Regions from separate parts of the Homo sapiens genome. Here region 1 is linked to region 2. Evidence: chromatin loops called from intact Hi-C (ENCODE). Cell type or tissue: PC-3. All regions are shown on one strand. Each heading gives the region's core, and the rest is flanking DNA. Links, peaks and the distances in the headings are about the cores only. Region 1 overlaps LOC105370802 (a long non-coding RNA gene). Region 2 overlaps LOC105370802 (a long non-coding RNA gene).

Region 1 (15,749 bases), core at 5,907-8,406, 120 kb after region 2:
TGATTTTCTACCAGAATCGGAAGTACTCATTCCTTTGGTATTTATTTAGTGTCTTCCATATGCCAGGCATATGCTCAGTGCAAGATAGAAAGCTCTTTGTCTTCAAGGAAGTTAGGGTGTAGAGTGGGAGACTGCCATTCAAACTAACAATTCCCATTCATGATGATGAGTTCCACTGAGGTCTGCACAAGGTGCTACTAGAAAGATGGGGAAGTAAGCCAACACAGCCTAGTGGGGGCACTGGGGAAGCCTTCTTTGAGTGGAAGATGATGCCTGAGTAGGCATAGGAGGAGGAAGAAAAGTGTTCTAGGCAGAGGAAACAGCACTTGGGAAAACAGAGAGTCAAGAAAAAGTAAAAGGAGTTGAGGATCTCCAAGTATTTTGCAATGGCTAGAGGATCAACCCCATGTGTGTGGGCTGAAAACAAGGCTAAAGAGGTTGGTAGAGCCTCCCTCATGTGCTGTGATCAAGGAGTTAAACTTTATCCCAAAGGCTGTGGAAAATCTCTAATGGAGTGTAAGTAGGGGAAAAACAAAATACAGACATGTGTGTTGGAAAGCTCTGTCAACAAGATGGAGTATAGACTATGGTGGGGGATGATGGGAAGAGACAGGTAAGGAATGAACCTAGAGGGCTGGGGATTAGTGACAAGATTGGCCCAACGAAGGAGTAATCAATGTCAGATGGAAGACCATGGCCTTTAATTGCTGTTGAAAAACCCTTTCATTCCTTAATAAGCCCTATTTGTCATGGTACATTTTTTCGTGTTCTGTATTTACCTATGTTATATTAGAGACTTTTACATTGTCATTAACTAGCAAAATTGATCTGAATTTGGAAAGTGTATTTCTTTTCTATGCTTTGAAAGGGTTGAAATAATACCACATTATTTGTTCTTTAGAGATTTGGAAAAAAAAGCTTTTGAATCTTTTTTGACCTAGTTTTCTTGGGTGTAGGATGTGTGGGGAGTAGTTGTTCTTTGACTTAGAAGAGAAAGATGATAAATCTATAGTCATGAAATAAATCAAGAATACTTTCAATTTGGATGTTATAATTTCCTAGAAAATATTTATTTCATCTAGAAATTCAAAATTATTTTTATAGAGTTTTTACAAAGTACTCATAATTCTTTTTAATATCTTATGCAGATGAGGTTTCTTTCTCCCTTTAGTCTCATTGTTATTATTTGTGTTTGTGCCTTCTCCTTTTTAATTTTTGTTTAGGCTAACTGCTGATTTATGTATATTACTTCCCCCGCCAAGAATCGCCTTTTGGTTATATTGATAAATTCTACTTTCTGTCTTCTGTTTTATAACATATGCATTTCTTTTTATTGTAAATAATGTTTTCCTTCTGCTCTCCTTAGGTTTAATTCCTTTTAAATTATTGAGTTGAATTCTTATTTAGTAATATTTAGTAATATAAGTATAGAACTTCAATTTTTCTACTGTTAACAGCTTTAGCTGTTTACTATGGTTTATTATTAACTGAGTGCATTTAATATTATTATTTTCTAGATATTCTGCAACTTTGGAGCCAATAACAGAATCATGAACTAAATAAATTGTTAGAGAATGAGTTAGCATTTTCAGGTGATTCATTTTGTTACTCATTTCTACTTTTATTGCATTATAACCAGACAGCATGGTCATTACTATTATTACAATTTGTTTTTTGAGGTTTATTTTGTGCCCAATATATAGCCAAGTTTTTGTAAATATTTTTACAAGTATTTGAAAACAGTTCTATACTCTTTTTAAGGATGTGGAATTATAAAAATGTAATTTAATGAATTAGATTCTAGATTCTTTATATCCTCACTAAATTTTTGAGTATTTAACCTATTTGAGGTTGAGAGAAATAAATCAAAATCCTCCTCTATTTGAAGAATTCTCATTAAATTTTCTGCATTTTACACTTTATGTATTCTTATGTTATAATAATTAGAATGTAAAATGTAACATTAGTGATGTCTTCATTGATATCACTAGATTGAATGTTTTTGTGATGATAAACTGTGCTTTGGCCTTGTTTAATATATTTTTTGCCTTGAATTCTGTCTGGCAAAGACGTAAATAAGTGCAAAAAAGAATAGTAATATGAATAATTTTACCTATAACCTTTATGAATGACTATTTGAATAATATAAAGCATACAGCTAGTTTTTGTTTATTCAATCCAATTTGATAATTTTTGATGAATTTATTGTATTTACACATACACATGTAACATACATATTACATTCATAACGTGTGTTTCAATCCTGTCATCTTAGGGGTTTTCTCTTTCTAATGCTTCCATAGTTTTCCATCTTCAATCTCCCATCTTTGGTTATATGGTTTATGTCTTCTTTATTTTGGTTCTGTTGCTCCCCTTCTACTGACATTTTGAGAGATTTGTAATCTGGTTTTTAGTTCCTCTGGGGGTCACTGTTATGACTGTAAATATTTTTTAAGGCTAGCTCTATTGACTCCTTGCTATGAAATACAGGGAAATAAATGCCCTTGTTCATCCATCACCCATATCTCACTACCTTGCTTTTTAATTTCTTTATTTTCACAATGTCAAAGTTTACAAAACATATTAAATGTTGTAAAATTCTAATGGCTCCATTGTTCACCGCCAGTCCTTAAATATCAAAGCTTCCCCATTTCTGGTTCTTTACTTTGGGTCATCTTTTGGCTGGCTGGGGCTCATTCTGTATCCGTTTTTCTCATGAGGGCTTATGGTTGTTAGGTCCTGACTGCATATGCATGTCTAAGGACCGTATTTATGGCTGATAATTGGTTGGCCTGAAATTGTTGGGGTACGGTTATGTCTTCCGAAGACTCTGTAAACATTGCCCTGGAATTGAATATTCTGTGGATGTATCATGCTAACACAGTGTTTCTATTTTCATCATTGCTCCTTACCCAAAGATCCTTTAATATTACAGATATGCTCTATATTTATTTATATATTATGGTCCTCTAGAAGGCCACAAACTATTATAATATCTAATATTATTTTCATTCCCCCAATAATAAATTTTTGTCCCCTTGAAGGCAATATCATCCCTCTTGAGAATGAATGTAGTAACCTGATGACCCTTATCCTCTTGTAAGTGACTACTTTTTCCGTGTAGATAGTGGATTTATTTTTTTCTGCAAATTTTCTTAATTCATAGTGTGTTTTTTTGCGACTGCAGATTTAGGGCTTTCTTTTATCTCTGCCAACTTTTATTGTATTTTGAACTTTTTTCAGGGCTTATTTATTCCATTCTCTTATCGAAAAATAACAATTCTATATTAGGTAACTGCTTTCATCTTCCACATCTCTAATCTTCTCTTTGTCATCTTCTTTTGTCCTTTTTCCCCCATTTTGCCTAATTGTCTCAAAAAGTACACATCATTGCATTTCAGATATATATTTTTTCTTTCTTGCTGCTTTTAATGGTTTTTAAAATTTGGGTAGTAGTTTTATTGTCTTCTATTTCATATATATCATAGCATCACTGTTAGAATTATCGTTCTAATTTTGGGGGTAATCTTTTCCTTCTCTCCCTCTCCAGGTAAGCAGATTGCCAGCCAGAGGATCCATGTGAATTTGCAGCATAGTTCCATGGCTCATAGGTCTTCTATTTGATGATTCTGTACTAATTTATTTTGCTTAGTTGGATGTTGTAAGCAAGTTCAAAGCTAGTTGCTATTTCTGGTCTTTTTTCCTCCTTGCCTCATCTCAGGCTGTTTTCAGCATAGGAGTCTTACTCGGAAAAAGCAAAGGTGAAAACAGTACTTCTTCAGTCCTTGTTCTCCCTCTGTTCATCCGTGTGTAACAAGACTCCTCTACCCTTCCCCTCTTCTCCAGGATGGCCTCCACCTCAAATGGCCTCATGGTCCTCCTTCTCATCGTTCTAGGTAAAGCTGGGACCCATGGGTCCCTCCCACTTATTTTCAAAGAAATCTGCATTCTTATTAAGACTCAAGGAGGTATGAATTGTTTTTCACTATCTCTGGTTTGGGTCTAAGGTTTACTATCTTTTGACAGTATTCTTCACAGCCTGGGGTTGGGAATTGTAGCCATTTTCTATTTTTCATTTTAGATGCAGTTTTCTTCATTTTTTATTCTTTTGGATTGTATCTAATAATTTCAGGAAATTAAGAAGAGTAAATACAACCTTAGTCCTCATCCTTGACTAGAAATTCTCAGCTCATGGTTATGCATCTCCCCAGTAGGTGCAGTTTACATTCCCTGTTCAGAGTTGTGACTAGGATCAGGCAAGAGGCCACTAGTTATAAAATAGGGATGCCTATTAGGCATGCCCAGTTAGGGATTTCAGATAGTTAAAGGATTAAAAAAAACCCTGTTACATTAGGAAGTGTGAGAAATAAGGATACAAAGAGGCAGAGAAAAGAGAGAAGGAAAATTCTACCAGGTTTCTGTGACAAGATGGTTGTTGAAAATCAACAATGAAATTAACTTGAAAATTACCAGAATCCAAGGCTGAGGAGGAAAATCACAATGGCCTATTCAGCTTTCATCTTGATGAGGGGAAGCACATTATCCAACAGAGATTAACCATTATTCTGCTCTAAAAATTCATATGAAGAATTTGTTAAATGAATATCTGCGTGCCCTTTATGTTTCTGACAGCAGGAAGGTTTGGAGAAGAGGAGCTGGGGGCCTGGCACTCAGCTGGTCCCCAACAGTGAGGGAAGAACTTGCCTCTGCCCTCTGGGTTCACTTCCTGATGCTGGTCCTGGGCCTTCCTCCTGTGCTTTACACCTGGTGCTTTACACCTTGGCAGTCTTGGTTCCTGAAACCTAGGTAATCCTTCTGACTTTGTTCTTCTGGTTCATAAACTTTCTACTCATTTCAGATAGTGAGAACTTCCTAGACTTGTCTCTGCCTGGTCTTTCCTGGTCACTTAGCTTGAGCCTTCTGCTTCAAATGCTGTCTGATGCCATGACATAGTCATGAGTCTCCTTCACCTGGAAGAGCAAAGGGTCAGATCAACCTCTCAGCGAAGGGTGGATGCACTCATGGTGGCTTGGTGGCTTCTGGGGAAGACTATTGAAATGCACTACTCAGATCTCATATCAGAATTGGAGGATCTATTCCCCCAGCTACTGAGAGTTCTGATGGAAGAAAGACTTCAGTTGTCAGCTTCTTATTGCCTTAACTGAAGGCCATGCCCCTTGTGAGGGCTGCCTACATCTGATGACTGATGTTTATGGGGATTTGAAAGCATGGACAGCACTGAAGAGCCCCCATACAAAAAAAAAAACTTTCCATAGGGTTCATGGAGGCCTTCATTGAAACTACATTACAGCCAAACTTCTCCTTTCACCCAGTCTGGCTTTTTTTCCTTTCTTTTTCCAAGAATATGCACTAACAACCTTCCTGTCCATGAATTCTCATTAAGAAGTCTGCTTCCTGCAGAATTCAACAGGTAACAGCTTCTTACAGCCAGCTCAGGCTAATCCACTACATCATAATTATCAGAACATCATGAAATTGGCCTACACACTGCAGTATTAACTAATAAGAACGTATAGGGCTGGGAAGGAAATGTGGGGCACTATAAAGGATTGGAATTCCAGAATAGAAGAGGATGGATTAAAAGGGCAGGAAGAAGTAAAGAAGAAAACCAAGCATATTGGTGTAGCTACATCTGTCCTCAAGATTCAAGCTTTGGGGTTTAGACATTGATGGAGCATCTGAAAACTACTCTCCCCATTCTACCAACTTCACTTGAACTACTTAAATTACAAGGAACATCTAAAATCTCTATAATATTTCCTATTCTCACTCTGTTTAGAATGCTTCTACTTACCTTCCCATCTGATCCTTACACCAGTCTCTGTCTGAAGTGGTACCATGCTTATCTTACAGAAGGAGAGAATCAGAGAGTTTGGGTGACTTGTCCAAGGCCACCCAGCCAGAGGCCAGGGCTCCAGGGCCCAAGGCCAGTGCATTGTCCACACTGTGGGAGTTTCCTCTCAAATGAAGGAGCTCAAGAGAGCCAGAACAGGCACTTCCCCCATTTTAAGTTCAGTACATTTTTTTAGAGTTGCCTGTTTCCTGGTATTGTTTGCACAGCTTGAATAAAACACCCTGGGGTCTCTGGCCTGCATGAGGACACTGCAAAAATAATGGAAATCAAGTTAGAGTTAGAGAAAAACGCTGATTCTCTCGGCTGACACCTTCTGCTCTCTCCACAGGTGTAAATACTACTCAACAAACCCCTTTAGTGCACAAAGCTAGGGGTCTATTTATTTTTAAAATTAAAAAAGCCTATCTGATATTTTGCTTGTGGTCTCAGAGCTTCTTGCTATGCCACTGTGCACCTGCACTGTTGGTGTAATAAATGCCTGGGGGATGTTCCCTGAAGTTTCCATGGGGCCTACATTAGTTTTATTTTCTTTATGTGGGTCTAAGCATTACTGAGCAGATCAAAATCAATTCCTGGAAGACCAGAAGACCATTTGATAGAGTTGTGGCGTAGCTGGCAAGGGATACTCTGCTATGAGTCTTGCTACTGAATATTTTAAAACAGAAATAATTCAAGAAACTGGAGAAAATCTCCCTCTGTCTTTGCATGACTCGCGAGTCTTTGGATCTGTGTTCCGCTCGTCCTTGTCTTCCATAGCTTGTATTGCTCTGGATGATGGTGGAGTGCCAGGATTAGAGTATAATGTGTATTCCCTTTTGTCTCTCTCTTGAGACCTATGGTTAATTTTTTTTTTCACATGTAAGTAAAATAAGCAAATCTCTAAGAATACTAATAGTAAAAAAATAGGGATGTTTCTCCTCCTCTCTCCGCTCTTGAAAAGCCCAGTACAGCCCGCTCCCATGCATCAGCTGGGCTGGGCGGCCACACCTCTCCCTCCAAGGCTGATTCAGCAGTGAGTTTCGTAAAGCTGTTCTGACGCTTGAGAAGTCCTCTTAACACTAAGCAGGTAGTGGATTATGGTTGCTTACTTGCTTTATTTATTTATTTATTCATCCTTTTGATGTTTTCTTTCTAATAAGAGGTATATGAGTCATCTGTTGTGGACTTTATTTTGTGAAGGAATGCTTGGCATGATAAGAACTCTGTAGAAGTTAACAAGTTGAAGAGGAAAAATGACTCATCAACACCGACATTTTATATCACTGTGTGGAATGAAGAAAAATACTACCACAAAATGGAGTTGTGGGTGATGGTTAGGAAATTAGACAAGAGCCATATAAACAGAAAGGCACTTCTTTTAGTTTTCTTTTTTTAAAAGTTTTTTTTTACTTTTGTTTTTTACAATAAAGAACAGGACAAAATGCATTTCTATCCAATTGAATGATTTTAGTTAGTGAATATTTTAAAGAGAAAGTGAGTAGGGATGGTGGTAGAGGGTTGGAGAAGACTCACAGGGTAATAAATCATAGCAATTTAGAGAGTACAGTTTGGGACTATGCTACCATGGACTAGATAAGGGTATTAACTGGGAGCTAGACCTCTGGGTACTGACACCATGGGCTAAATTAAGTGAAGAGCAGATGAGGGTCACACTCAAACCATTCCCACCCCTGCTGTCTAGGTGTCATCTACATCTCAGCTATAGCCAGAGACCAACTTCTTAATGTTAGCTGGTTTGCTCTAGCTAAAACTGATTAACTTTATTGAGGGCTAGTTTTTCTCTCTAAGAAGGTCCTTTTATTTACTTATTTATTTTTGAGACGGCATCTCGCTCTGTTGCCCAGGTGGGAGAGCAGTGGAGCAATCTCAGCCCACTGCAACCTTTGCCTCTGGGGTTCAAGCGATTCTTGTTCCTCAGCCTCCTGAGTAGCTGGGATTACAGGCATGCACCACCATACCCAGCTAATTTTTTTCTTTTTTTTTTTTTGGTAGAGATGGGGTTTTACCATGTTGTCCTGGCTGGTCTCAAATTCCTGGCCTCAAGTGATCCGCCTGCCTCGGCCTCTTAAAGTGTTGGGATTACAGGCATCGTGAGCCATGACACCTGGCCAGATGGTCCTCTCTTTGCCCAACTTTGTGCTATCAGGAAGGAGGCCTGAGGAGCTATGAAGCACGGACCAGCATCTTTCTAAATAACCAGATCAACTGAATCAACTGTTATAGTCAAAGGAGTGACAGATACTTCTTTAGATCCTTCCTTCCTTGCATATTAACAAAGTTAACTTACATAGAACAAAATACACATCTTTTTACAACATGCAATTTTCATTGGTATATAGTGCAATGTTTTCCAACACAAAGTGCCTCTCAGTCTGACAAGAATGATTCTTTAGAAAAGATCCCAGAGTTAAGATAACCTGGAAAAGACAGCAGTAAAATAAACCTTCTTCAAAAAATATTCTCAGAAGGTAGGAAGGAAAAGTGTGGTAGACACAGATATGTGCTGTCCTTCTGAGAAGGACGTCTGCTTAGCTGTGGGGCTTTGGGGAGTGTGGTCAGCAAGATTGCTTCCAGCTGTCAGCTGCTTTGGGCTCTCTCAGCTAGAGACAGTCACTTGGCCAGGTTTCTGCCTTTTCTAGGATGGTCTGTCATAACTGAGGGAGGTTTCAGCCCACCAGGCAGCTCAGATTGGCAATACACATTTCTGAGCCTCCTGCCAGCTTCCTGAAGACTTTATTAGGCCTGCGTTGCAGTTCAGCAACTTCCTGATTCCTCAGTCCTGCTTCCACATGCTTTCTTTCACAGGTGTTGACTCTTAACAAATAAGTGTCTTGCATCACAAACGCCAATGAGATGTCTGCCGGGGAACCCAGCCTGTGACAATTGGTGTCTGTTTCTGAAAAAGCAGGCAGTAAGATGCAGATCTGTAAGGCAAAACTGTGAAGCAGACAGAATATAGTTCGAGAGCACCTCCCATTGCCCCATCTGCCCTGTTCCCACCCTACTGCCAAATGTTCCCTTCCCAAATATCTAGGGTGGTCTTGCTCTTCTGGATCCCTCCACTTCCCCATCCTATGGTTCCCTACACTCTAGGTCCTTTTGCTTTTGTCTCCTGGATATCAAAATTTATGTCTAATATATAGTACATGTAGGTATGAACAGAGGATGGTATCTTAATGTTGCACTCAAAAAATGTTTTCCCTTTACTGGGTACAGTCAATTGGCATTCTTAAATATTGACTTTGTGCTATGAAATGTGGAAGGGATTGGTTTCTTGCCCAAGAGTTTCCTTGTTAGTTTCACCTGCCTTCAGCCTTGTCCTTTGTACATGTGTTTGCCACACTGTCCCTTAAACAGCCTTTCTTTCTTTTTTTTCTTTCTTTTTTTTTTTTTTTTTTGAGATAGAGTCCTGCTCGGTTGCCCAGGCTGGAGTGCAATGGAGCGATCTTGGCTAACTGCAACCTCCAACTCCCAGGTTCAAGCGATCTCTTGCCTCAGCCTGCCAAGTAGCTGGGATCACAGGCAACTGCCACCATGCCCGACTAATTTTTTTTGTATTTTTAGTAGAGACAGGGTTTCGCCATGTTGGCCAGGCTGGTCTCGAACTCCTGACCTCAGGTGATCCACCCACCTTGGCCTCCCAAAGTGCTGGGATTACAGGCACCTGGCCTGAACAGCCTTTCTAAAGCGTAAATTGATGGTCTTTGCCTTTGTGAAACTCCTCCATGGCTCTCCTGACCCTCAGAATAAAATAACAATGATGGTAATAGCTACCTTTTACCCAGTACTTTGTATAGGCCAGGCACTATACACAGCATTCTCTATGGGTTAGCTCAGTAGCTCCTCACCACATTGCTTAGAGGTGGGTAAATTGTTGTTTCCATTTGATAGCCTTGATTCAGGTGCCAGCTCAGGATGTCAGATCCTGTCCTCCTACCACACTGCCCCAATCTTTTTCTGTGGCTGCAGATGCCATATATAACTTAACATCAACTCATCTTTCCAGCATCACTAAACTTCTCTCCACTCCCCACGCTGAACTCCCTGGGCTCTCTTTTATTTCCAGACCTTTGTCCTTGCTGTTTTCTAGAACTCTTCCTGACCCATGCTGCTGCAATCCCAGCTGCTCTCTCCTCACTGAGCTTCTGTTCGCTTTTCCAGTCTCCTTTTAGACATCACTTCCTGTGTCAGCCCCTCTCACCCTTCTCCAAATAAGCTGGGGAAGATGGCCCTCCATGTGTCCACCATTACTGTGATACCTGTTTCTGTCATCCCCACTGGTCTGCCTCAAGTTCTTGAGGGAGGAAACATGTGTTGCTCACTGCTATATCCTCAGCACTGGTAGCACCTGACACAAAGTAGATGCTCAAATATGAGTGATGAATCCCAAGGGAATACATGTACTGTTAATTTCGTGATGGTGGTGGAGGTGTGGAGGCAGGATATCATTTCTTTGGGAGTGGTCTTTTCTTTCTTTCTTTTCTTTTCTTTTTTTTTTTTTTTTGAGACAGAGTCTCACTCTGTTGCCCAGGCTGGAATGCAGTGGCACGATCTCGGCTCACTCGCAACCTCCGCCTCCTGGGTTCAAGCGATTCTCCTGCCTCAGCCTCCCGAGTAGCTGGGATTACAGGTGCCCATCCCTACACCCAGGTAGTTTTTGTATTTTCAGTAGAGATGGGGTTTCACCATGTTGGCCAGGCTGGTCTCAAACTCCCGACCTCAGGTGATCCGCCTGCCTCGGCCTCCCAAAGTGCTGGGATTACAGGCGTGAGTCACCGCACCCGGCCAGGAGTGGTCTTTTCTAGGATGTAGTCATTTTTGCTCCTCCCAAACAAAAAGCCTGTTCTCTGGGACATCAGGTGACAGACTAGCTGTAGAGTCATAATTTCTCACTTTCATTAAGTAGCTGTCCTTATCAGTAGGATAGGTGAACAGCAGCAGAAACTTTTCCCTAGGGAATTTCAGAGGCCATGAGGTTGGAAACTGGAGTCTTAGTTGTCATAACCTAGTTCCCTTGCGTGGTGCTGCAGATCCCCATTGTCTGGGGAAGTCAGCTTGGCTGCTCACACAGTGGGGCAAACATGGGCTCCAGGGTGCAACTTGGGACTCAGATCTGGGCTCTGCCACTTGTTATCTCACGTCTCTAAGCCTCCATTTCTTTCTCTGAAAAATGGAGATACTATCTACTTCTCTTATTTTAAGCTGTGGAACTAATTTATGTTGCATTCCCAGCCCTCAATTAACCGTGGAGTGCACAATCTGATTGAAAGAACCCGATCGAGGCCATTTTCTGGGTGTGCATCCCTGTCTTCCTCTTTGGACAGCCTCTTGGGAAGGAAACATACCATTTAAAAAAGAAAAGTAGGGTTTGTGAGTGGAGCTGCAGCCATCTTGCCCGACAAATTGACCTCTTTGGTGATTGGGGCTACATTTTTTATCCAAGTCAGGTCCAGAGTCTCTTAATGCCATTTTGTCTCTGACCATGTGTGCCACCCAGGAGGATCTGGGGTCGTATCGTTCCAAGCCAGAAGAAGCCTAACGATTGCTTGTTGAAAGAAAATTGTTATGGGCTCTCTAGGTATTTGCAGCCTGACAAATAACTGTCTTTCTCAAAGAGTTTAGACACACATAACTAAACACTGAATACCCATATGGCCCATCACAGATGAAAAGGTGGTAAATAAGAAAAGCCCAGTGTAATCAATAATGTTGTCTTCTAAACTACATGAAGAAAAATTCCAGTCAATATCTGGGATAGTCAGTTCTTTTAAAACCAGGGAATGATGAGAATGAGACGATTCCATATATAGAAAACGATGTGAGGAAATCTTTATTCTAATTCAAAATGTTCACATTTTTGCAATTCATGAGATTTCTCTGTAGCAAAAGAGGAATATGATTGTATATAAAATTTAGTGGCTCTGAACAAAATTGAGTAAATGCTGGAAAAAATTTTGCCGTGTCATTTCGCCTACAAAATGATAAAGGAAAATAATAGCTAAAAAGGCAGCAAGAAATAAGCAGGCTCTGGTTGGGAGTAATTTTTTTTTCAAATGCATTTTTTAATTAAAAAGAAATTGCCTCAGTTAACTGTTTTCAGAAATAAGGCATAAGAATAACCTAAAAACACTGCTTTCTGGAAAGCATAGATATTTATTTTAAATCAACTTGGTTAAAAGACCTTTAACTTGCTATATAGCTCAGTGACTAAATGTTACTGCACTAAGAAACCACAGACTATTTTTCTCAGGATCTTTTATTTTTTCCCTTAGAGAGGGAGATTGTCTCTTCCCTGGTGGAGTTCAGTGAATCAGAATATTGGTCAAATATGTATTGAATGCACATGATTTGACCCGTGTGGATCCACTCTTTAGAGAAAATGGCCTTGATCGGGCTCTTTCAATCAGATTGTACACTCTACGGTTGATTGAGGGCTGGGAATGCAACGTAAATTAGTATGCTTTTTTTAATGTGTAGAGAGTGGTTTCTGCTGCTTTTGAACAAGCTAAAGAAATGTTTTTCCCATGAATCTCTGGGCATCCTGGGTATATCTGTCTGTTCTAGCCCTGACTTCCTCACCGTACATGGGGTGCTTCACTCACTTAGGCCTCCCATCCCCTACCTACATCATCCTCCCTCCCCAGTCTGAACACTCCCGCACTCTGCCCAGCTGTGCCAGGAAGAATGGCCACTCAGGGACAAGGCAGCAGGACCACTGTTGTTCTTTCCTTCTTTCAAACACGTAGGCACTTGGTGTGGGCACTCTTCTAGGTGCTGGAGAGAGAGAAAGTAATGTGTAGAAAAGCAAATACTGCATGATCTCACTTATATGTAGAATCTAAATAAGTCAAATCCATAGAAGCAGAGGGTAGAATGGTGGTTACCAGGAGTGTGAGTGAAGAAATGGGGAGATGTAGGTCAAAGGGTACAAAGTTACAAAGTTACAGTCATATAGGGTGAATAAGCCTAGAGATCTAATGCACAGCCTGATGACTATAGTTAATACTGTATTGTATACTGGAAATTTACAAAAAGTAGATATTATGTGTTCTCACTGTAGAGTCCTAAGTAGAGAAAGGGAATTAGGCTTGTGGGAGCAGGAGAAAGCAAAAAGAGAAAACAGATAAACTGCAAGTTTACCTTTCTTCATGGTTCAGGACACAGCCCTCCTGTGCAAATAACTCTCAATCTTCCTGCATCCAGCTATCACCAGACACCTGCAAGTCAGTTCACTGCAACCTTGGCATTATCAATATTGCACAAAGCCCTCTTCGACAGACAGCATAAACACTATCCTATAAAATCTCCAGCAAGCCTTTGTCTCTTGGCAATTGGCTTCTCTCTTTGAGGCTGTCCGTTCTCTCTCTGGCAATGTATTTTTTCACTTTCTCTAATAAATCTGACTTCCTTGAGCTACAACTGTCTTGGCAAATTCTTTTAACCCTGCGCCATTGACTGTGGTTCCCCAAAAACACTCACCACAAAAAAAGTAACTGTGAAAAGATGAGTATGTTAAGTAGCTTGACTGTAGTAATCATTTCACTATGTATATGTATATCAAAACATCATGTTGTATGACTTCAATATATATTTTTTTATTTAAAAAAGTAATGGTAAGCATTACTTCTGCCTGGGAAGAACCAAGATGAGTGCTAAGGAGAAGTTGGGGGAGAGGCTTTGCTTTTGATTGAGAGGACAGTTTGAATGTCAAGAAAGAGGCCAACTGCAAAGATCTAGGGGCAGGGAATTCAGGCACAGAGATAGGTAACTGTACAGGGCCTACGGTGGACAGGAAAAGGCCAGTGTGATTGGATCACAGTGTGGGAGGGGGATGGCTTTTGGAGGGAGGTGCATTTGAAGTTGTAGTAGGAAAGAGGGGCCAGACCATTTATCACTATTTACTGATATCTCTCCATTTTCCTCTCTAGCTCCACCCTCCACCCTGTTCTATGGCCCTGGGCGTGACTTGCTCTTGCCCCTTGCCTTCTGTTTGGATCCTGCCAATGAGGACTCCTAGCAGGAGATGGGGGCTCTCATATTTAACTGAAAGGCTCAGCTCCACGCAGCGTTTCTGTCTCCAGGTAACAGTAGCCGTACCTTCCTTTCAGGCCTGGGTGCTACCTGCACCCCACTATATGTGTAGCTTCATGACCCGTCTGCCCAGTTTTGAGGAGAGTTCCATGAACTATTTACAACTTTTTCCTAATTTGAGTATGTCATCTGTTTCCTGTGGGACCGTGAGTCATTAAGCCATGTCAGCCGTGGTAGAGAACCTGGATTTTGTTTTAAGAACAATGATATCCATAGGAGATTTTAATTTTTAAAACTTTAAGTTGGGTTTATTGAGGTATATAATTTATATACAGTAAAATTTACCCCTTTTAGATGTACAGTTTTATGAATTTTGATAAAGGCCTATGGTCATATGATCACTACCACAATCAAGATGTAGATCATTTTCAACCATTGGAGGGTCTTAAGCAGGGGGGTTACCTGACTTGTTTTCCATTTTAAATACATTACTCAAACTTGAAGAAAGGTCATAGGAAGGCAATAGTACAGCAGAGTCTGGTTAAGAGACTACTGCAGCAGTGTGGGCACTGTGCTGGACAGTCAGGGTACAGTAGTGAATGATCTTTTGCTCTTAAAAAAGATTACAGTTTAGCAGGAGAAATCAACAAGGAAACAGAACATTATAATTCAGCGCAGTTGCCTGTGTGACATGTTGAAATGTGGGGTGCTATGGGAGTGCCTGGGAAGAAGGTATAGGGATTAGCAATGTGCAAATTCTGCCTTCCTGTGGCCTCTCTGGTCTACCCAATCCCTTTGGGTTGGGCTAGAATTCTCCGCAATAGGTCTGATTCCAAGTTCTTATGGAGAGAGGGGTTCGGAGGTTTTGAATTCTTTAAATCCTAATAGTTCAAGGTATGAATATCACTCCTTTGAAATGTAGAACACAAAGGTAAAAAGATTAATACATCAATGCCAGATAACACGTATCAGTGCCTCCTGACATTTTTCACACTACAGCCCACACAGCACGATGAGATAAAGACTAGAGGCTGCTCACTGCTGAGAGTGGACCATCCAGCTCATTTGGTCACATAATTTCCAGCCAGCCACCTTATGGGCAAGATTTTGGCTCACCTGTAAGCTATTAGCTGGTAAGTGCTAACATAATCTACCTCCCAGCTGGTGAGTTGTCAAGGGATAGAAAGAGCTATGGATAGAAGAGCTAAAATCTGCTTGAAGTCACAGCACTGTTTGGGTCATCTTTGCTGCAGCGCAACCTCTCTGAGCTTCAGTTACCTCACCTAGGTAATGATAATAATATCTTCCTATCTTGTAGACTACTGAGCAGTTTTTCAAACATCAATTATTGCATTGTAAAAACCTCAGTGACAGGAGTATATGGAATCCTCAGGATTGATCACAGTGTTCTGCTTGATGTTTGCACCTGGGAAAATGCTTGTGGTTGATTTTAACCACTCTGAAACAACAGCTCAGGGAAGGACAGCGCAGAAGAGGGAAAATCTTGATAGCTCCTTGCCATTAACCACTTGCTTTCACTACCTATTGAAATCACCAGCTTTAATCGCTTCCTGCAGCAAATTCCTGGAGAGAAGAGACTAAAAAAAGTGAGAAAACGTGTCTAGAAGTGCCATCTTGGATGATTTTAGGTTATTAAATAACAGCCTTACAGAGGGGTTGACTGTCATGATTTTATTGCCGATTCCATCCTTGGTTATATTTCCCGAAGTTTTAAAATCATCTTTCCCCTGCATTTGTAGAATTATCTGAAATGGCTTGTTAAAAGTATACAATGACTATTAAAGGATGTCATTTTAAAAGGCAAATAGGTATCTGTCTGGAT
Region 2 (15,749 bases), core at 6,466-8,965:
GGGAAGTCAGCAGCCAAGAACACAAGAATGGTCCAGTTGGGATGTTCCTGTGGGCACCGCTGGAGATGGACACTTGCTGCTGGTGGCACTGCTGTCACCATATACATCGTGACAGCCACCGCATCTTTGATTTCATTACTGCAAATTGTCTGTCTGAATCTCAAAGGAATGATGCAAAAACCAAACTGGACTGGCCTAGCCTGGGTCCTGTGACTCTTCTGCAGCAGGTAGAGAGTGGGGACAGGGGACAATTTCTCTTCCACCACTGCATGTCCTGCCTCCTACGAAGAACCATACCATGGGGAGGGATTTCCCCCAATCTAGAAGGAGATATGAATGCTGGGGAGACAAAAAGAGGGGAGAATGCTCTGTGGAGGCTTCTGCTTTGGGCCTTACTGTTTAGCATCACATGCGGTCCTGCAGGGTTTGGAAATTACTCTGAAGGAGGTCAGAAGTCATTGGAAGGTTTAGAGGAGATGAGGGCATAATCCAACTTATGTTTAATAGAATTACCTGCATTCTGTGTTAAGAAGAGATTTGCAGGGACACGGGCAAAAGCAGGAGGCCAGCTGGGCCTTTCTTCAAAACTTTTGGGGGAAGAGTACATTCTGTTGGGATTTCAAATATATATAATATATATAAGAAATATATACGTACATATATATAAAAGAAATATATGCGTGTGTGTGTGTGTGTGTGTGTGTATGTATATATATGTATGTGTGTAGGTATGTATATATTTAAATAGAGACAGGGTCCTGCCATGTTGCCCAGGCTGGTGTCAAACTCCTGAGCTCAAGGGATCCACCCACCTCGGCCTCGCAAAGTGTTGGGATTATAGTTGTGAGCCACTGTGCCTGGCCTCTGTTGGGATTTCTAATGGTGCCACATCCCTCTGCACTCTTACTCTTCTCTCTAACCTGATATTTTTCTTGGCCTATGGAAATGATGTGCCACATTTAAAAATAACCATTCTGAATCTGCTTTCATTTGGATTTTGTGATTTCCCCGAAGGATTTGGCCATTTTCCAGTCTGGCCCTAGGAGTCAGTGTTTTAGATAATCAGATAGGCTCACCATCTTGGATACTGAACAAATGGGTAAAATAGATCCTTGGACACCAACTCAGCCAGCCCAGAAAGAGATCATCCTCTACACATAAACATGAAGGACGACCATTTTGGAGACATGCAGCTTTCACCCCAACTTTCATGCTTATAAGCTCAGTATATGGAATTCCTAGCTCAGCAGTGGAGTTGAGGGCCGCCTCTTTCAGACATTTTTAATCAGCCAAATTACTTGTGAATTATTGTTTGATTACCATTTTACTCAAAGTGTTTTATTTAATGCTTTTAACCTTGAGTCCCTTGGCTGGCTTCCCATCTGCTAGTTTTCTTCCATGCATTGACCAATTAAGAATTAACCTGACTTCTCACAAAATCTATCCTACCTCCCAAGCTTGGCTCTGCTTATTCTCTTCACTGTATCATGCTTTCCATTTTCTGAATGTGCTTGTTCTCTGGATGGTTAGAATTTCACATTAGTTTAGTGTTTTATGTTCCCTAAGTTTTTATATGCAACAAATGTTAATTCCCTTGAGCTTTTGTCTTGAAAGCCATCCTGAGAGAAGTGGCCTTTAAGTTTGGGTGGCTTCTTTTATTTTCCTTTATTTCCCTCTGACTATAGCTCTCTTCCACTTTCTTTAAGACATGAGTTACTTTCTTAGTTGGCACAATTCTACATGTACTTTAATTTTAGTTGGGATGAAATAAATGGATTTTGGGAGTGGATAGAGGAAGAAGTTTATTAGTTGTTTGATAAATATACGTTGACATGATTTTTTTTTTTTTTTTGTACTTGAAGTGTTTTGGTAATACTTTTCTTAGATGGAACCTACTTTTTCATGACGAGAGATTATGAGAGAGAAAACTTCATTGGTTGAGAGCAGAGAAAAGACGATACCAAAACATGCCTTTAAAATCTATTCTGTGTGTGGACCTGTGCCAGGAAATAGTGTAATACAAGACTATAAGCAGGCCACATTTTGCCAAAGTAAGTTTTTAAAAATTCTCGTGAAGAAAATTTTATTTCCCTTTGGGGCTACATTCTTGACTAAGAGTGTGACATTAAAAAATCATGTATATAATCATCAATATTTATAAAAGAAAATTATTATAAAATTAATTATGTAAAATAAAAATTTTCCAATTTCTATATAATATTTTAATATAGTATATATATTTAGTACAAAAAGGCTTATATAATACAAGACATTTATAACCTGTAAAATATAAATCTATTGCTTTATAAATAACCCAAAGTATATAACTTAATTCTTGCATGATTATTGAAGCTAATGCCTATTTTGTTTGCTTTCTTATTATTTAGAATATTTGTAAAAATAATTTTAATGACTCAAAAACAAGAGCTGAGATATGTATCAGGAGAAAAGAAGATATTTGTGCTTCCATCCTGGAACAAAGTCATTTCTACCAAATCCAGAGCTAGACTACATTGCAGACACTGAGTAAATCATTGCTTTGTGTTGTAGACAATAGTGATGGTCTGTCTTTCACGGAACACCATGTTTACAAACAAAAACATCTCTCTCTTTCAGGTTATAGTAAGACAGGTTAATTCACATTCTCTTAACTTTTAATGCTCCAGCCAGCTCTGCCTTATTGCAAAGACCACTGCATCTTCTCTGTAGAGAACACTAGACCTAGACCATTTATTTATTATATCTCCACCACCACCCCCTAGTGGCAGTCACCCTCATCTCTATCCTGGATGACTGCGATAGTCTCCTAATTTTCTTCTTGTTTCTACTCTTGTTTACCTTCAATCTATTAGCATAATCTTAAAACATGTAGATTAGATGTCACTCTCAGGTTTAAAATTTTCCAATGGCTTTTCGCTGAACATAGAATGAACTCCAAACTTTCTCTTGCAGTCATCAACCCTGCACAATCTGGTCTTCCTTTTTTCCTGTGCCATCTGCCCCTTGTTCAGTCTGCTCAGCTCTCTGACCCTTTCTTACTGTTAGGGCTCACCAAGCTCTCTTTTTTGTCTTGGGAACTCTGCACTTGCTGCTCCTTCTGACCCTCTGCAAGGAATTTTCTTCTCCCAGCTATTGCTGTGGCTGGCTCCTTCTCGAACTTAAGGTCTCAACTTAAATTACCTCCTTGGAGAGTCTTCTCTGGCTCTGCCTAAAACGACCTGCTCTCACCATTCCTGTTATTCTCTGTGACACATATTATAATCAGTAATTATTTTTCCTATTTGTCTATTTTGTTTTTTATCTACCATTAGGCTATAATAATACCAGCTAACTTTTATAGAGTACTTGCTATGTGCCAGGCAATGGTGTTTAACATGATTTAACTTGTTCGTCCTAACAACACTATAAATTAGGTATTCTATTATCACCATTTTACAGATGGGAAAACCGAGGCATAGAGAGGTAAAGTATCTTGCTCAAGGTCACACAGCTAGAAAGTGACAAAGCCAGGGGTAAACCCAAGTGGCCTGGCTCCAGCACTCGGTCTCTCACCTTTATGCTCTGTGGCCTCCATGATGGCATGTCTGCCTTGCTTACTATTATGTGCCCTGTGCCAGCACAGTGTGTGAGGCAGGGTGTGGCAGGGACAGTTTTCCGGCTTAATATAGGTGAAAATCAGCCGTATCCAATGAACCCCTGGGCAGGGAGTGGTGGGGCACTGAACACTAATGCAGAAGGAGAGAGGATCCAGGCAGATCAGCTTCCTCTGTCAAGAATACCATCGTTGTTGGAAAGGAAAAGTGGCTGAGTCAGCTCTGTGTCCATCACTCAGATTTATCTGACATCAACCTCCACTGAACTTATCTGGGGCCCCATGCAGAGCAGGGGTGTGCAAATTAGTGGTGAAAGAGATGTTTTATCCAAAGGTGTGTAAAAAATCAAGGCACAAGCTGCATTGTTTTGGGCCATCTCTGACAGAGGAGATAAGCTTTCTTCTCTGCTCACTTACTCTTCTCTTTTGCTGAAGACCACCATCATGAAGGCTTCGCAGCATCGGTGCAGGTGCCAGGAAGGGGCATCAGTGACCAGTGGAGACTGTGCTGAGGTCAAGTGGAGTGGGAAGCTCCTGCAGTCTGAAGGAATCATGTGTAAGCAATTTCCTGAGCACAGCCTTCTCTCTCTCTCTCTCTCTCTCTCTCTCTCTCTCTCTCTCTCTCTCTGTGTGTGTGTATTTGCAGAGTCTGAGATCTAACATGAAAGGACTGGGGGCCAGAGTGGGCTTTGAGTTAATATTGTGACTATGACTTCATTGGTGTCCATAGCTGATGAAGCCTGGGGAAGCTTTTTACTGTAAATCTTCCATTCTACAAGCATTTATTCAACACACACTTACTGGATATCTACTATGTTCCTGGCACTGAGATAGGACTGGAGATACTGAGTAGCAATGATTCCTGGCTTCAAGCAGGTTACAATGTAGAGGATACGAAACATAAGAAAGTGTGATAAGTGCCAGGGTAGAGAGAAGTATCAACATTCCAAAGAATGCTTTGGAATTCCCAAGAACGCAGCACGTAATTCAGAGTGGGGATGTGAGGGGAAAGGCAGAGGAAATATTCTAGGGACACAACAGTTGATCTGAGTCTGGGAGTGTGAACAAATCTGGATAGACAATAAGAGGGTAAAGAGGCTTTGAGTAGAGGTACCAGTGTGTACCGAGTTATGAAAGAGTGAGGGAGCATGGGAAACCACAGGCACTGAATATAGGTAGGAGAGTGGGGTGTTGAGATGTGATCCTAGATAGGTAGCTGGGAGCTGGATCATTGGCATTTTTATGGGTTTGGATCTTATCTGAGGCCAGTAGAGATCCACAGAATTTTTTAAGACCGAGAGGTGCTATTATTAGATTTATTTTAGAAAGGCCAGTGTGGAGAATTGTTTGGCCGAGACTAAGACTGAAAGGAGAGGCCAATTAAGAGACTTTGCAGTAATGCCGGTGAAAAAGGGTGGAGGCTTAACTGAGGTGGGACAGTGGACTGGAGAGGAGGGGAGTGATTCTAGGGAATTTAGGAGGTAGAATCCACAGGACTTGGTGACTATTTGGATGTAGGTGTGGGTGAAAAGAGATTTTAAGATTGTTACTACATTTCTCATTTGGTTGACTTGGTGCATGGGTGGTACCACTTACTTAAAAAGGAAAGACAGAAGAATAATATGACTGTGTGTGTGTGTGTGTGTGTGTGTGGCACAATAATTTAAGTTTTGAACATGCTGAGTTTAGATGCCTGTGGATCATTTCAATGGAGAGTTCCTATGGGGAGGACTATTAAACTGGCACATAGTAAGAACTTATTATGTTTGTGGAATGAAAATAATAGAGTTCTGGGATGCAGGTATAGACTGTAAGTCATCACTGCACCATGTTACATTTATGATCATATAGATGGTAATTGCTCTTATGAGAGTTGCTGAAGTCCCCAGCAAGAGTACATAGCCAAGAGATGAAGATTAAAGGCATGGAGTCAGAGGTAGGAGAAACTTCAGGAGAGGGAAAGGACTTGGAAGCCAGTGTGGGAGAAGATGTCTGAGGAAGCACTGCTGGTGGAGAAAAGTCAATTGAAGGAAAAATTGGAAAGTGCCCACTTGGTTTACCAATTAGGAGGAGATTGGCCAGAGAGGTTTTGTTTCTATGCTAACACTCATGGCGCTTTCACCATAAACCAGGCAGGTGTGATGCACCACACATACAATGGCACAAATACACCTCAGTTAGGTTTAAGTGCAGTGGTGGAAGCTGAATCAGGATGGCATTGAGTTGCTGAAAGAGCAGTTGGTGAGGAAATGGAGACACAAATAGACCTCATACTCTGTTGGGTATTTTGTCTGTGTGGGGAGGAAAGAGATTTGGTGAAAATCAGAGGAGATGTTGTCTTGAGGAAGTTTTTTTCCCTTCCCTTCCCTCCCCTCCCCTCCCTCCTTCCCTCCTTCTGTCCTTCCTCTCTTTTTCTTTTTTTCCCTTTCACATTTGAGAACTGTGAGACTCCTGAATGAAAAAATTCTAGAGATGGAGAAGCATGAGAGATGATGATGATGGAGTCAAGTCTCTAAGGCTGGAAGCTCAGGTGAAAGGATTAGTCCTGGATAAAAGGAGGAACATGTCACAGGGACAGTGATGTGTTTAGGAGTGGGGGCAAAGAGATGGAGATGGGGGAGGAGGAAATGAAAGGAGCTCAGTTCTCAAGTCCTCATTTTCCCCTCTGTGCAGAAGGAGGGAGGGGGTGAGACAAGAAACTTAGAAAGGCAGATAAAGTTTAAGAAATTGCTGATGTGAGGAATGAGAAAGGGACATCCAGAAGGACTGCCGAGCACCACAGAAAGTTGAAGGCTTTTGAGTTTTTGTTTCCCCACCCCCAAAAGTGTATACGTGATTCTGTCTAACTGTTCCCATGTGGAAATGGACAAGTGGCCAGGAGCACCAGGTCAAGCTGCAGATTCATTGGGTGTGTGATAGACTCTTCAAAGTCTACTCCTAGGTAAAACACCCAAAGATGAGTCAAGAAAAGTAGCAAGGCATCATGCCAATTCACAGTCTAAGACTTTGCTCACATAATACAGTGTATTTCACTCTTTGTTGGAGATCCATAAAACCCAGCTACTAGGTCATTGCACTCAAACAGCCAGATGGTAGAATTTAGCATAGATGGTTTGAAAAACCAACAAATGAATGGGTGAAAGTGTGAGTGTGAGGTGACTCTTAACTGGGCAGGAAGAATGAAAGACCAAGTGGTGAAAGGTGTGAAATGTGGCATTAATAATTACTTAATATAGATATTAACTTTCTTTGTGGAGGCACTGAGGCTTTTTTCCCCAACCCCCAAGATTCTAGTTTTATAATAAAGAGAATCCAGCAAGAGGAATAATACAGTTAGGCAATTCTGTAGACCCAAAGATGTAGCTGTTGAGCAAGAAACTTCTCAAGCCTTCAGAGTGATGGGGTAGGAATTCAAGAAGGAGTGAGAAAGGCCAGGGGACTCTGGTTTTGATGCTGCTCTGAGCCAGGTTTTCTGTTTATTACACGGTTTAATGTAAGTGTAAGTGAGCTGCCATAGAATTTTAGAGCTGGAAGAGGTACATGTGCATTTGCATGCCAAGCAGGGTTTGAGCCAAAGTCCAAAGACAGCTGTATTTGCATTTCATCTCATACGGGGCCGACAGCTGGTCTCTTGTGAAGCTATCTGTCAATTATTAGTGGAATCTTCTGTGATCCTGCCTGACCCACCAAGTCCCATGGCTTGCCTGCTCTCTGAACTTATGCCTATTATTCTGTCCTGCTTCAGATGTAGAAAAGTCTACTTTTTGCAGAATTTAAGATGAACATATGTGTAGCTGCAATGCCTCCTCTTGTCTCCCTCACCTGAATGTGAGTTGCTATCTCAGATAAAGGACGAAAGTAGGACTTGGGTATAATAATCTCTCCAATGGTATGGGTAGGGGCGTGAGGAAGTAGCAGCTGCTGTTAAGGACCCAAGGGCTCATAACTGTCTCTACTGGCTTTTATATCCTCCTGCACTCCTCATCAGAGAATTGGGCTGATGATGTCATTTCTCATATAAATGCCAAGAAATTGACACTTGCATTTGAGTGCCTCGTAAAATGGCTTCCATCAATTATCCCTGCTTAATAGCATTACAATGTTAATAACAAATAATTCTCACTAAAGACTTGGGATTTTTAATACAGTTAAGTGTTGGCCTGTGGCCATGGTTCCCTTCCCTCCAACCTCCAACCCAAATCTTGTTAATTCTCACAAGCTAGTCTGAGCTAGAACAATGAAGTGAAAGGCTTGTGGGGAAAGCACAGTGAACTAGTATTTGAGTGGTGTTGCAGTAGATGGCGCTATTTCCTCTGAATCCAAGCCCGTTTATTGTGCTGTAATCAAGAATGTGTCACATTCCAGGTAGCAACAGAAGCAAGAGATGAAATGAGGACCTGCCTTCTAATCCATCAAAAGCCAGATTTCACCTCAAGTTCCATCATATGGATATTTGAGTTTCGGGCAATGATTAGCTGTGTGTGTAGATTTAAAAAATCTAGCAAGCATTTATGAACATAATGTCCATCTTCAATTTTGGCCAAGGTAAAAGTTCAGCTCCTCATTTCTTGAAGGATTCTAGACAGTCAGAGATGTAATTTTATTGTTGTTTTTTAAATACAAAACTTATTTTTTTGTTTTTATTTTTTTAAAATCAGTTTCCTCAGGTTGAATCATGAGGATAAAATTTATTTTTACATGTCTGAAACCTAAGCTACGATCTAGGCTGCATAGGACTTCTTGTTGCCTTTCACAGGCCTGGATGCCAACTTCACAAACTCAGCCATGCACTTTTTAGAGATTGTATTTTACTGAGCTTAAGCAAGGATACATATAACCCTGTTTATAAGATAATTCACTACTTACAAACTGTTGCCTAATACTTGATTTGAATCCTCCCCTCTTTTTTCCCCACAGCTACATCACTGATTTAGTCTTTAGCTCTGACAGGGAGTCTGAGTTAGGGATGATGTCAGTCTAGTAGCAAATGAATCGGTTAGGAATCCACAATTTTGACAGATTCAGTATTATTAAAAGATCTATCTTTTGTGCCATTATACTCCATGTTCACTATAAAAGAATTAGAAAATATAGTAAGCAAAAGGAAAATAAACCCAAAGATCAAAATGGTTGCACTTTGGTATACTTATTTTTAGTCTCTCCTCTCTCTCTCTCTTGCTCTCTTTCCCCTCCCTGTTTCTCTCTTTCCTCTCCCTTCTCCTATCCACTTATATAACACGTGTGTGTGTGTGCGTGTGCCTATCAATAAAGGCTGTCAAAGTCCTTGCAGGAAGCAGATGGCACACTGCCTATTTACAATGCCTAGGGACTATCTATAAAGGTGGACAGAGTTATGGAAAACTGGTAAGTACCGTACAGCTATAGTAGGGAGCTGTTCAGGTAAAGGGGTCTTCACCTACAGGCCCTGAACCCAGAAAGCTAATGGATGGATTGCATCTTTCCTGGCCCTTTGACTTTCAGTACAGTTTCATCTATGAGAGGCACCTGCAGAAGCTCCCAGGGTGTGAGGAGAGTGAGGTGGAGGTGTTATTCTCCAGGCTCCCTCCGGCTAGTTTACCAGGGCTTGGATGCGTCCCTCCACTGAGGGCACAGCTATGCTTCTGGACAACCTTCATACAGTTTCTCTGAGTTCTGGTGGCCTCTCCCTCCCCTTGCCTCTTCGAATCCTTGCTCTCAGTGGTCCCTCCGTCCCTTGTTGTTTTCCCTTTGCCTTGCTCTCACCTTTTAAAATAGTTGCTTTAGGCCAGGTATGGTGGCTCACGCGTGTAATCCCAGCACTTTGGGAGGTGGAGGCAGGAGGATCTCTTGTGGCCAGAAGTTCAAGACCAACTTGGGCAACATAGGGAGACCCTCATCTGTACAAAAAGTAAAAAAAAGCCAGGCACAGTGCCTCACGCCTGTAATCCCAGCATTTTGGGAGGCTGAGGTGGGTGGATCACGTGAGGTTAGGAGTTCAAGACCAGCCTGACCAAAATGGTGAAAGCTTTCCACTAAAAATACAAAAATTATCTGGGCATGGTGGCGCACCTGTAATCCCAGCTACTCGGGAGCAGAGGCACGAGAATAGCTTGAACCCAGGAGGTGGAAGTTGCAGTCAGCTGAGATCGTGCTACTGCCCTCCAGCCTGGACAACAGAGCGAGACTCTAAAAACAACAAAAACAAAAACAAAAAACAAAAAACAGTACCTGTAGTTCCAGCTACTTGGGAGGCTGAGGTGAGAGAATTCTTTGAGCCCAGGAGCTCAAGGTTACAGTGAGCTAGGACTGCGCCACTGCACTCCAGCCTGAGCAACAGAGCGAGACTGTGTCAAAAACAACAACAAAAAAAGTCACCTTATTAAAAAACCTTTCTCAATTACCTGGTTTGAGTGTGCTTTCTGCCTAAACTCTGATTGATACTCCTGTCTTTCATCAAGTCTCATAAATTCTCAGACATTTTATTCTGATTGTTGCTTTTACCTCATACTCTAATTTCTCTCCTGGAATTTAAATGAGATGTATTTTAAAACTTCTCAACTCTCTTAACCTCTCTCTCTTATTTTCTTTTGTGTTAAATTTATGTAAGTATCTCTCATATCTTCTATATCTTTATCTCTTATTGCTGCATTTTGAATGATTTTTTTTTACATCTGTGTTCTCAGCCATTTTTACTCTTTAACCTGTTCGTTGAGTTTTACATCATTTTCATTTCTAGAAGTTCTCTCCTTCTTTTTTTTTTTTTTTTTTTGAGATGGAATCCTGCTCTGTCGCCCAGGCTGGAGTGCAGTGGCATGGTCTCAGCTCACTGCAACCTCCGCCTCCAGAGTTCAGGAGATTCTCCTGCCTCAGCCTCCCCAGTAGCTGGGACTATAGGCGCCTGCCACCACACTTGGCTACTTTTTGTATTTTTAGTAGAGGCGGGATTTTGCCATGTTGGCCAGGCTGGTCTCGAACTCCTGACCTCAAGTAATCTGCTTGCCTCAGCCTCCATAAATGCTGGAATTACAGGTGTGAGCCACCGTGTCTGGCCTAGAAGTTATCTCATTTTTTTTTTTTTTTTTTTTTTTTTTTTTTTTTTGGCACAGTGCCTGTCCTTTCCTTATGGTTTCAAATCTTTTTAGTTGAAACCACAATTATTTAACAATCTCTTTTAGGTTGTTATGTTATCGATCATACAAATCTTTCCTTTTGCAATGACTGCTGACCCTTCCTTATGGTAACTCTTTTTCTACTACGTTTTGTAATTTTTTATTGTCAGCTTATTTTCAGTCAGAATTTATTTATTTGTGTGTGTGTCTGTATGTCTTAGAATGTTCTGTATCCTTTAGGTATTAGAAGTCTTATTTCTAAACAGTTTTGTGTTTGCTTTTGCTAGAAGCTCCAGGGTTTCACTTATATGGGGCCCATTTTTACATTAATTTATTGGCTGGAAGTTCCTGTACCATGTGGGTTTTATAAATTCAGAGCCCATGTACATGTGTGGAACAGGCCTGGGCCTGCTATTTCTAATGGAGGACTGTTTCCCCATAAAGACAAACTTCTTTGTTCCTTCTCTGAGCTAATCAGGGAGTCTATCTAGTCCACTTTACTGAGGGACAGCCCTTCAGGAATCCTGGCTTTATCTGAGGGTTTCACTTCCTACTCCCTTCCTTGTGCATTCTGAAACTAAGTTGCTTGCACCCTCATGGATATTAAACTCCAGCCCTTGCTCACAAGCTTATCAGTTTGGATTTATGTTCCTTCTTAATTTCTGCCTATTGGGAATGTTTCTGTTTTCTGAGCCCAATTAGGAATTTATTTCTTATAATTTTTTATCCAGCAAATCTATGAACTTTTATTGAGGTGAGATTCCATGCTCACTCACCAAATTATGTTTACATAGAGTGCTGTAACTTGCTTTTCTACTTAATCACATTTTAACATGGAAGGATATCTACTATATATAGTTATCTTCTTTAAGCACTAGTTGATAGAAAGGGTATGAAATAGAGGTTATAAGGGCTGTCTTTATGCTCAGATTTCCTGGGTTCTAGTACTGTCTTCACTGTTCACTAGTTCTTGACCTTGGGCAGGTTACTTGACCTATTCATGCCTCTCATTCCTTACCTGGCAAGTAAAGATAATAATATACCCACTTTGCAGCTTTCCTGAGGCTACAGTAACAAATTGTCACCTACTTCATGGCTGAAGACAACGGAAATGTATTCTCACAGTTCTGGAGGCCAGAAGTCTAAAATCAAGGTGTGGGCAGAGCCACACTTCCTCAGAAGGTTCTAAGGGGAGAATCTGTTCCTCGTCTCTTCCATCTTGTAGTGGCTGTAGGTATTTCTTGGCTTGTGGCTGCATTACCCTAATCTCTGACTCCATTTTCACTTCTCTTTCTCTTCTGTGTGTCTGTATGAAACTGCTTCTGTCTCTATTCCTGAGTAAATCATGATTGATGCTAGGCTCTGGGGAGCAACTCTTACCCTGTGCCGTTAGTGTGTCTCAAGCAGGCATTAACCCTTGGCTGTGGACAACATCAATACATTTACTCATCTGTTTAGTTCTATAATGCATTTAAAATAGTTTCAGAATTGTTTTGCCAATACCTGTATAAGTAATAAATGTATTAAAAAGAGTTCAGGATTTGTTTGTTGCTCTCTCTAACCTCAATCTTGTCTATGACTAGGGGTATACAGTCAAAAATACTACGTTCATAAATTACTTGGATTAGTTCTTTGTTTTGTTTTGTTTTTTCTCCTTCACTATGGTTATGGTATTCACTTGAAACACGATTGGTTCATTTGTTTTAGTTTGCTTTAGGTTTTAGGGTTTTATTTTCCTCTTCCCATCATTGTTGATTTCATTTTGCTTTTTTTTTGTTGTTGGTTTTTGAGACAGAGTCTTCCTCTGTCGCCCAGGCTGGAGTGCAGTGGTGTGATCTCGGCTCACTGCAACCTCCGCCTTCTGGGCTCAAGCAATTCTCCTGCCTCAGCCTCCTGAGTAGCTGGGATTACAGGTGTGCGCCACCATGCCCAGCTAATTTTTTTGCATTTTTAGTAAAGACGGGGTTTCACCATGTTGGCCAGGCTGGTCTTGAGCTCCTGACCTCAAGTGATCCGCCCGCCTTGGCCTCCCAAAGTGCTGAGATTACAGGTGTGAGCCACTGTGCCTGGCTCATTTTGCTTTTTGAATATGTAAAACATGCCTCCATAAGTTAAAGCTATGCTAAAAGGTATATCCAGAGAAGCATCAGTTTCCCCTATAGCCTTTCTACCCCACTGTCTCCTGTTATACCTCATAAATAACCAGATTCAGTGTTTCCTGATTAATCTCTCCTGTGTTTTTTTTTTGTAAAGAGAAACAGATATATATATATATATATATATATATATATATATATATATATATATGTATCTTATTTCCCTTTATTGCTTACACACATGCTCTTTTGCATGTTGGGAAGCTGCTTTCTTAGTGCGAGAGGCAAGAAATTAAAGGAGAGATACCACCTTCATTATTTTCAGAATTCTTCTCTATTTTAAGTTTTCCCTTTCTGCCTTTCCCAATACCTTTAAAGGGTGGTCATCTAAGCTGGATGTGAATTTTAATGTGCACATGAATCACCTGGGATCTTGTAAAAGGGCAGATGTGGTAGGTCTTAAGTGAGGCCTGGGATTCTGCATTTCTGACAAGCTCACAGGTGGTGCGGATGCTGTTGGCTCTGGGCCACAGGACTCCAGACTTCTCCTGGGTGTGACTAGACTGCATCATGAACAGCCTACCTTGACTGTGGATGAACTTCAGATCACAGTTCTTGAAATGTCTTTTTGGAACCGATACATATACTGGCCTGTCTCCATATGATGCAGGCTTTATTTTGGGGTGCTGGTGATGGTACACTGGAGGAGACAAACATGAAGTGCTATTTTATATTTTGATGAAATGTAAAATATCCTTCTAACTCATTTTATCCTCCTGTCCTCTTCCTACTTCTTTATCCAGTTGCCTCATAAACTGTTTCCTGTAAAGAGGTTCGAGTCATTTGGGCAGAGGTGTTAATTATTGAGAAAACACACTTTTCTCTAAAAGGAAAAAGGCAGGGTATAAGCTATGTTATGTGTAATGTGACAAAAAGAATGCTGTTTAAACCTGGGTACATAGGATAACCTGTGTCTCCCAGCCTCCCAATTTTTGAGTACACATATGGTTTGTTTGTTTGTTTTTACGGCACATTTTCCAGATATGACATGTCTGCTTCTCATACAGGCACTCAGCTCCTCAGAGCCTCCCCCAGTTATTTCTGGGAATCTCCGGAGGCCCATCTCAATTGTGCGCAGCTTCAAGTCTGCCCTTCCTTATCTATTCCATTTCCTTGGCGGTTGACACCAGCATTCTTTCCATTGCTTTCCTCTCTCCTGAGCATCCTCATACAAATCCCATTCTCCTCCTTCATGAAAACTAAGCAAATATACATACAAAAGTCAAGCATGTCAATCAATCAGTATCTGCAGAAAGTCAGTGACCCACTAGTCCTACAAAGAATACAATTCCAAATGCCAGTTTGGGGGTAATTCTATGCTAATTTGCTATTATGGCACTGAAAAATTGAGCATTTCTTGTATACTTAGCTTTACAATGGGGGAAGAATTGTGGCCAGAATTGTATTGAACATGTTTGGATTTCATTCTAGAAGAGTGACAGTGGTTATTCTGGACCTGCGGCTTCTAATTAAACTACTTTGTTACTTACCGCCTCGCTCAACAAACAAAAAGGTCAATTTAAAATAAGAAAAACTCATGCCTTTTTACTGTCGAGTGAAGCTTAAGATCACCTAACAGCCTCCTCTCACTGCATGGGGCACTTCAGTCCCTAGTGGACAATAGTCATAATCTAAAATCTATTACATGTAATTTCAACATCATTTAGCACAGCTGTCAATCTGCCAAAGCAAAGGCCACAAACTGAGCCTCCATGGAGACCAAATCATCTTCCTTTTAAACATGCCATCCGCACAGTGGGCTGGAGGTCACTTGGAAGAGAGCACAGGGGAACCCTGTTTTGTGTCCCTTTGTTCCCGGCTACTTACCTTCTCATAAAAAAAAATACATTCAATTTAGAGACACATCAGCATAAGCTCCTCCAGCAAGTGCAAATATTTGCTTGGGGGAGGAAAACAAAATAATGTCTGAATGAGAGCTTTCATTTTCTATTAGACTTTGATGTTACTTTTTTATTTGAAGTCCACGGAGAATAATAAATTGAATTCCTTTTGTAAAAGTGAGGCACAATAAATGTTGGATAAAAATTGAAGCTGTTTGTAAGTTAGTCAAGGAGAAAAATGCTGCCTTTTACTGGGACATATATGATCTGCACAATGTTTCCTTAGCGTCATCTTTAAGGATTTTTTTTTTTTTAACAGAGTGTGGTAGGGGAAAATGTTTTATGTATGTATGACTGAGTTGCTGATTGACAGAGTTCATGGATGTCTCTTTTGAAGTGAGAACAATCTAATCCTGGAGCCACAGCACCACCCACAGATGTCATACTAGATCTCAGCTGTCAACATGCCACCTTATTTTATTGCTATTTTCTTTTGCTTTTGGCTTTCATCAGCTATTGTTCTTCAAATAGCTGGACCACGCTGTAGCATGCCACTGTGAGCACATTTTGTTTTTTTTTTTTTTTTTTTGAGACGGAGTCTCACTCTGTCCCCCAGGCTGGAGTGCAGTGGCGCAATCTCGGCTCACTGCAAGCTCCGCCTCCTGGGTTCACGCCATTCTCCTGCCTCAGCCTCCCGAGTAGCTGGGACTACAGGCGCCCGCAACCACACCCAGCTAATTTTTTGTATTTTTAGTAGAGATGGGGTTTCACCGTCTCGATCTCCTGACCTCGTGATCTGCCCACCTCGGCCTCCCAAAGTGCTGGGATTACAGGCGTGAGCCACTGCACCTGGCCTTTTTTTTTTTTTTTTTAATAGCCACAATTGAGGACTGATGTTGAATGTCCACTGAGTTTACTTTTAGGAAACTTTGTCATTTAAAAACATATCCCAGGAAACCTGTTGTGCCTTAGAGTTACTCATACTACATGGGTCTTTGAGGTTAGGTACCTTCTCTAACCAAAAACCTCATTTCTGTTTAAAGTGAAGTAATGTGAAAGAATGCCAGGATAA

The links. A loop is a pair of places that touch in the nucleus more often than their neighbours do. Peaks named below come from ENCODE experiments on the same cell type or tissue, not always from the same donor. Only the 100,000 strongest peaks of a DNase experiment are listed, where the experiment ranks them.
Region 1: it touches region 2 in a loop (5-fold over the local background); 3 of 110 quality-filtered maps call a loop at or near these places.

Annotation. Positions count from the first base shown.
Region 1 is chr15:45,913,026-45,928,774 of GRCh38, forward strand. LOC105370802 (a long non-coding RNA gene) reads left to right here. Exons shown (of 5, transcript NR_135680.1): 3 at 13,804-13,956; 4 at 14,906-15,039. Among named protein-coding and RNA genes, the nearest start is that of SQOR, 290 kb to the left of the region's middle. RefSeq lists an enhancer at 6,536-7,735. In PC-3, for the core only: no CTCF peak of the experiment used is centred there; a DNase peak (open chromatin) is centred at 6,996; H3K27ac peaks cover 1,530 bases.
Region 2 is chr15:45,787,768-45,803,516 of GRCh38, forward strand. The region is part of intron 1 of LOC105370802 (a long non-coding RNA gene); the gene reads left to right. Among named protein-coding and RNA genes, the nearest start is that of SQOR, 160 kb to the left of the region's middle. In PC-3, for the core only: a CTCF peak has its summit at 7,894 (motif pointing right); a DNase peak (open chromatin) is centred at 7,894.